2 separate regions of the Homo sapiens genome follow, and region 2 is linked to region 1. Evidence: chromatin contacts called from ENCODE Hi-C data. All regions are on one chromosome and are shown on one strand. Each heading gives the region's core, a stretch centred on a gene start or an enhancer-like site at or near the end of the contact. The rest is flanking DNA. Distances are from core to core; before and after follow the strand shown.

Evidence for each region. Hi-C counts contacts between places; a loop is a spot of excess contacts on that map. Pooled maps may share reads with other maps.
Region 2: a loop to region 1 is called in a map of CD4-positive, alpha-beta T cell, with 4 times the contacts of the local background. The contact joins the promoter of VCP here to the promoter of ENHO in region 1. A Hi-C loop is called at or near these places in 2 of 168 maps with a recorded cell type or tissue (CD4-positive, alpha-beta T cell and naive thymus-derived CD4-positive, alpha-beta T cell) and 5 of 50 pooled maps.

The regions. Positions count from the first base shown.
Region 1 is chr9:34,521,531-34,525,139 of GRCh38, forward strand. It overlaps ENHO (energy homeostasis associated), which reads right to left and starts at 1,460. Exons shown (of 2, transcript NM_198573.3): 1 at 1,247-1,460; 2 at 1-326. The coding sequence starts at 165. RefSeq lists an enhancer at 204-756 and silencers at 1,386-1,495, 1,516-1,885.
Region 2 is chr9:35,070,698-35,074,048 of GRCh38, forward strand. It overlaps VCP (valosin containing protein), which reads right to left and starts at 1,928. Exons shown (of 17, transcript NM_007126.5): 1 at 1,640-1,928. The coding sequence starts at 1,656. FANCG (FA complementation group G) reads right to left here. Exons shown (of 14, transcript NM_004629.2): 14 at 3,142-3,351. RefSeq lists a silencer at 1,006-1,635 and enhancers at 2,036-2,085, 2,286-2,425, 2,446-2,495.

The DNA.
Region 1 (3,609 bases), core at 210-2,709:
GGGGCCAGGGCTGGAGTTGGGACTGGATTCAGAGAGAGAGTCAACGTCGGCAGAGCGAGAATGGCAGGCCCAGCAGAGGATGACCCAGAGCAGCAGCAGCAAGAAGCCCACGAGACCGTTGCAGACGATGGCGATGAGGGCCCCCTGGGAGATGGCTGCCCCCATGACAGGCAGCACCCTCAGACCAGCACAGACAGTGGAGCTGCCTCAATGGTGAGGCCCATGCCGAGGCAGGACTCTGGTATGGCCGGCCTTCAGAGGAGGCTGTGCTGTCTGCACGCTCAGTGATTCCTGGGCAGTGGAGATGTCTACCTGCAGTCCTGAGCCTGTTGGGGGTATACAGTAAAGGAGAGGGTGGTGAGGAGGAAGGGTGGGGTGAGGCCTAGGAGGAGAGAGGTAGGGAAGAGAGCCTCCCTCCCACATTTCTGGCCTCCCTGGTGAAAGACCTTGGGTCCCAACAGGCTCGAATACCCCACAGAGCCATCACCCCCATCCACAGGCTTGGTTCTGGCCACCTGAATGAGTGTGTAGCCACCGTGGGGAAGCTGCAGTAGGCAGCCGTCATCTCATTCTCCTTAGACCTGGTGGGCATGCCCTGGTCCTGCCCACCAAGCTTGCAGCCCTCAAAAGCCCTCTGTTGGTGGGTGGGATCCAGGAAGCCCCCAGCCCAAAAGGATGGGGGTTGTAAGCAGCTCTGGTGTGGCCTGGGCGCCTCCTCTCTCCCAGGACTCCAGCCAGCCCGACCAGGAGACCTCCAGAGGCGCCAGCTTGCACAGAGGGAACTTTGTGGAGGCCCTGGCAGGCATGTGCAGGCTCTGTGCGTCCAGGGCTGTGTGCCTCTATGTGGGGCTGCCTCTCTGGGTCAGGTGTGTGTGTGTGTCTGGTGTCTCACTGTCCCTCCGTTGGATGTGTGCCTGTGCCTCTGCACACCCACCTCTGTGTGTGTGGCTGCCTCTCCGTGTGTCCCCATCTCTGAGTATGTCTCCTCTATGTCTCATTTCTCTACCAGTGTGTCTCTGTGTATCTCTGCATCAGTCTCTGTGTCTCTCTCTCTCTTCCAGGCTGTATCCCCCTCTGTTCCCATGGACGTGTCCCTATCCCCTTCTCCGTGGGGTCTTTTCGGTGGTTCCTGTGTCTCTGTCTTTGTGTTCGTCTCTCTCCGCGGCAGTGTGTCTCTGTCTCTTTATCTCCATCTTCGGGTCGCGTGTTCTTGGCCCCCGTGCCCGTGGCGGGAGGCCCTTCTTACCTGAGTTGAGCCTGGTGCGCGCCCGCGGGAGGGTCCGGGGCAGCGGGATGCTCGGCGCCGACTAAGGCTTGGGAGCCTGCGGGCGGGGGGCGGCGGGAGGTGGGAGACCAGCAGAGGCGACGTCCGCTCCCCCGGCCCTCCCCCTCGGCCGCGCAGCCTCCACCGGCCGCTCCCGCCGCGGCGCGACCGGGGCGGCCTCTGCCGCGGGCGGTCTGCGGTGAGCGGGCACCTCCTCCCCTTGGGGCCGCACCTCCTCCGCGGCCGCGGCGCTCGCTCGCTCGGCAGCGCTCGGGCGGCGGCGGCGGGAGCTGCGCGGTGTTCGGCTGGGCTCGGCTGCGTTCGGTTGGGCTCGGCTGGGCTCGGCTACGTTCGGCTGGGCTCGGCCGGGCTCGGCGGCCAGCAAAAACAGCGAAGAGCCTCGCCTCCTGGGAGGCCGGCGGCCTGCGGCCCGGGGGCGGAGCCATCCCAGCGCCGCTGCCGCCACTCAATTGGCTGGCCGAACCCCGGTTCCCGCACCATTGGTGGTGCGCTGAGGTGGGGACCAGCCCGCCTCTCGTGCCGGCGCGGGGCGGGAGGAGGGCCGAAGGAGTAGCTGGCCCTGGATCCTTCCCGGGAGAGGGGATGGGGTGGGGGCAAGGCCTAACCTCTGGTAGGGATTTCTTGCACCTTCTACACCTGGAAGGGTTGTACACCCCACATCCGAGAAAGGCCAAGGCCTCTGCATTTCCACATGTGAGGAAACCACCCCTCTGTATCTGGGAGAGGTCTCTTAAGTAAGTCATCCGGAGGAAGGCCCCGCGTCCCCACACCTGGCAGGAGACTGAATCTCCTCACCTAGGGAACCGCCTATAGTGCAGTCCCGCACTTCCCTCTGCCACCTGGGTGTGGACTCTGCATTCCCACTTTAGAGGGCCCCAGGTTCCCTGGCCCTAAGAGGTGTGAAAATCTCTGGCAACACAGGTTCTTTGGACACATTTACTGAGTTCCTACCCAGTGTTGGTCGCAGGCTTGCTGCCAGGCTGTTGGGGAGTCTGGGACAGAAATGGAGTGTCCTGAGCGATGGTTCTGCCCTGGCTGGAATAGGTGCAGGCGTGGTGGAAATCCTGCCTTGCCATCCTAAAAGCTCCCCTAAGAAGAAGATAGCTTGGACAGGAGCAGTGAGGTAGACCTTGTCCTCCCCGACCTTCACAGGCCAGTGATTGTCACCTATTCTGATCCGGCCGTCTTCTCATCCCGCTCTACATGCTCTCCTTGGAGGATCACATCCCTGAAGCTATATCATGAAGACTCCCAGTGCTCCCAAGTCTAGCCTTAACTTCTCTCTGGAATCCTAGACTCATATAACTAAGTGCCTACTGTAATCGGGGCAGTATTGATTCCTGGTTCACTTACTAACTTTGTGATCTTGAGCAAGTTACTAAATCTCTCTTAGCCTCAGCTTCCTCATCTGTAAAATGGTTGTAATGCTACCTCTCAGGGTTGTTATTCACTAATTTATAGCAGATCGATCACATCTCAGCAAATGCCAGCTGACACAACCCCCAGGACCATGTGACTAAGAGGCCCCTTCCCCCAATCCAATGCCATGAAATTCACATAAGACCCCTGTAAATCCAGATGCTATCTTGAAAGAAGAAAGGGAAGACTGAGTCATCCAAAGCTACCAAAGTACTTAGAGACTGTCTAAAATAAATTATTGGATCCTATAGAGTTTACCAGAGTGGATTACTTTTAGCTCCCCCCCACTGCCCATTACCCAGCAGGGTGAGGGCATTGTGAGAAAGATCAGCCTAGTTATAGGAAACAGAGGAGACTTAAATCATCGCACATCTGAGTGTAATGTGAGCGAATTTTGTGACCCAGCTGCAGGAGTTCAGATTTTATCCTGAAAACAGTGGGGAGCCACTGAAGAATTTTTGAGCAGAAGAGTAATGCGATCATATCCAGAAATTAGTAGGATGATTTGGGCTATGGTGTGGAATGGGGGCTTGAAAGCATTTGAGAGTGAAGGCAAGGATTAATAATAAGGGACTGAAATGATGGAAGGAAAAAGTTGTAGAGAGAAAAGGAGAGCATTGAGGATATTTGGGAGCTGCTGCTGGTGGGACTTAGAGAACTAGAGGATAGGGGAGGTAAGCAGGAAGGAAAAGTCTGGGATGACTCCCGGGTTAGTGACGAGGGATGCTGTGATGCCATTTACTGAATACACAGGTTCAGGAGAGAGGTCCAGGCTAAAGATAATATTTTGTGAGTTGTCAGCAAAAGAATGGTAGTTAAATGAGAAAAATAGATGAGCTCACCCAGGGAGAGAGATAACTAGTTTAAGCAAAAAGATAAATTTATAATCAGATACGGAAACCTAA
Region 2 (3,351 bases), core at 678-3,177, 550 kb after region 1:
AATGCTGGGATTACAGGCCTGAGCCACTGTGCCCGGTCAATAGTTTGTATTTTAATCTCAAAGCTGTATCCTAGGAAAACCTCCATTCTGCCTACCATCCCGGACTCTGGCTCTGGAGATGAGTGGTATGCCCTTTTCTTAAGGTAAAGCCTCTAATTCCCCATCTACCTACTGAGATCAGATGTGGTAATCTCTAAAAGACTGAATTTGGCCTGACCATGGGCCAACAGCAGTTCTGGACACTCTTTGGGGCAATCCTCCATTGTCTTCTGTATAAGTCAATCCCTTTCCAGAACTGCACAGGGGACTCCACGGGACTTGGAAGGGTTTCAGCTAAGAGTCATCAAGGTGACCAAGAGGTTAGAAACAGCTGATGATGCCAGGTTCCAAGAATTTTAGATTTTTACTTTTGAAAATAAGAGGCTGACTGCATATAAACCAAAAGAATACTTTCAGAATAAGTGACTCTTTTAAATAAGCAACTGAGTAATACTTTATCCGAATTCAGAAACTTGAGAAAAAGGAACACACCTCAAAAAACTAATCTCTTCAAGGAAGGAAGGTAATTTGCATAGAGTTTCCTTGGGCTGGCTGTGTTTTTTTTTTTTTTTTTTTTTTTTTTTTTGCCTCTAAAAGCTCTCTATTCTAAATTGAATGGGCTGAGGTAGCCAAGTTTTATCTAACGCTTTCCTAAGGATGGAGGTGGGGTCAGAAAGCCCCAGAGCCCGGGTAATTTCTCAATATAGCTGGTTGGGGAAAGGAGTGCGCGCACGTTTGTGTTTTTGAAGAGTTAGTGCAACTCTAAACTGCACACCACGAAACCTGGAAATCTGGAAAGGCGCACAAAACACGAACTGAGATTCCAACTTTAGCAAGAACCTAAAATGTTAAAGAAAAATTCCTTTCTCCCCACCCACGAGTCATAACATTAAGGAAAACTGGCTCAAACTTTCTAGTATGAACAACAGGCCTAAAGTAAGAAGACCAGAAGCGAAAGGTAGGGCTCGCCCTCTCCCTAACAGTCCTTCACGACTCAGGTCACACACAGAGGATGCCCACCTCCGGCCCCGCCGACCCGGCTCCAAAAAGGCGGCTGTGAGCTTCCCTGAGCTCGGCGGGCCTTCCCCGACCCCGGGCTCCGCCTCGGTGGCAGAGCTCCTGAGGCCTTCACATGGCGCAAAGTCCACGCCCACCGGGCCCGGCTGGGGCCTCGGGCTCGCGGGGCCTGCTCTCTCCGGGGACCAAAGGCTTTCGGCGGGTGGTAGGCCGGACGGCAGACTGGCGCCCCAAAGCCCCGGGGCGCCGCGCCGGCGGAGTGGGCCGGAAGACCTGGCCAGGCCCAGACGTCCGTTCTAAGGGAGCCAATCGGGCGGGCCGGGGCCTGCATGACACAGCACGATCCGGCCCAGGCTCCGACCCGGACCCAACGCAAGCCCCGCCTAGGGGGCGCGCGGGTGCGCAGCTGGCCCCAGCCGGGCCTGCCGGGTCCACGGCCCCTCACTCGCCCCCTAGCTTCCCTTCCCTCTTTCCTGGTCTCCACCTCTCTGACGCGCCCACGGCCAGGCCCCGCCGGGCCTACCCTGCGCGGCTGGTCCCGGTGCGCGCCGCCGCAGCAAGCGAACGGCGCGCGCACACTCACTCGGCTCCAGAAGCCATGGCGCGCGCCTCTCCCGGCCGGCGGCTGTGGCGGCCCGCGGGTAACGGCTACGAGCGGTGGCAAGCGACCGACTGGGCCGGGGCTCGGCTCTTCCAGGCGGTGGGCGAGCAGCGGCGACAAACCCGCAAGCGGCTTCCCTCTCGCTTCCTCCCACCGGCAGCGAGGCGTCGGGCGAACAACGCTGGCTCCTGATCCGCGAGGTGGCAGTGGCAGTGGCAGCGGCAGCGGCAGCGACGACTCAAACGACGGTCGCAGACGCTTCGCTGAGACTGAGCCGAGAAGAGCCGAATCATCGGAAGGGAAGCTGCTCCCACCTCAGCCAATCAGCGCCTGCCCTGCGGACTCTCGCCCGCCTCTCCGCGCCTCTCCCCAGCAACCCGCAGATCACAGCCAATCAGGAAATTCGCTTGCGGCCTGGCTCCCGCCTCAGTGATGCGACACGCCTAGTAACGCCACGTCAATTGGCCGCAACGCTACGCTTCCTCGACGGATTGGAATTCTCAGCCAATCAACGAAAGGAATAGGGCGAGATCGATTAGTGAAAGGAGACCCTTTAATCCCTTAGAGGCGGACTCTCCCACTTGGCTCCAGTTCATTGGCTCCGGAGTTTATCCTCCTGGAAGAACGTGGCACAATAGACTGAACCCTTGTATTAGTCTAGTCCTATTGTGGTAACCCATACACCCATCTTCTCCCAAAACCTGGAGATCTTCTAAGACGCCATCACCACCCTGACACTTCTTGCTCCTTCTCAACGCTGCCTCCAACCACCCCTACTCTGAACTTTCTGACTAGCACCCCACTCCTACCCCATTGTCACTGCACCCTCTGGTAACCCCAATCCCACAGCCTTTGCAGTTTCTCAGCGCTTGTGCCTTTCTTCCTCCCGTCATTAATATTAATACCTTATAATAAGGCACTCAAATCCAGAGAAGTCAAAGGGCAACCACAGAACACACAGCCAATTCAGTAGAACCCAAATTAGCAAGAAAACTGCATATGCTGGGACTTGAAAATCCTTGGGCCCCAAATAACAGGGGTCCCTGTTAGTAGTCAACAGGCAGCTGTTGGTGATATGCTGACTCAATTCACCTTTCACCCTGTACCCACACAGACACATTTGACTAAGACGAGTCGAATTTCTAGAATTTGGAATTAGGAAGGGAGTGAAGAGTTACTCTGAGAGAAACCTGCCTGTCTCTAAGTAACAGGTACCTGCCCTTGTCCTGAGAGGCCTATCTAGACCACCCTTCAGACCCAACTCCACTCATTGTCACTGTCCTGGGCTTTGGGGCTCTGCATTCAGGCAATGTGAAGGACTAAAGCCACTGCCTCCAAAGTGAGGATTCCTGTAGCCCTTTCCTCATACCCAGACTTCAAGTTCATAAGGTAGACGATGTCAGGAAAGGGCATCATAGACAACTAGCACTCAACTAGACGGTCACAAGCCTTCCCACGCAAGTATATGTAGTAGGCAGACGAGATAAATATGAAATTTTACTCGACAACAGAAAAGGAGAAACAGGAAAAAAGGTGCCTCGAGCAAAGTCAATGACTTGGTGGTGGCAGAGATTGTTTCCTCCAAAACGAGAATGGTAGTAACTAGGGCAAATTTCACAGGCCTACCACCAATCTCACCAGTCCAGGAATTATATAGGAATGGTCACATTCCTAATGATGGTGAAGCAGAAAGC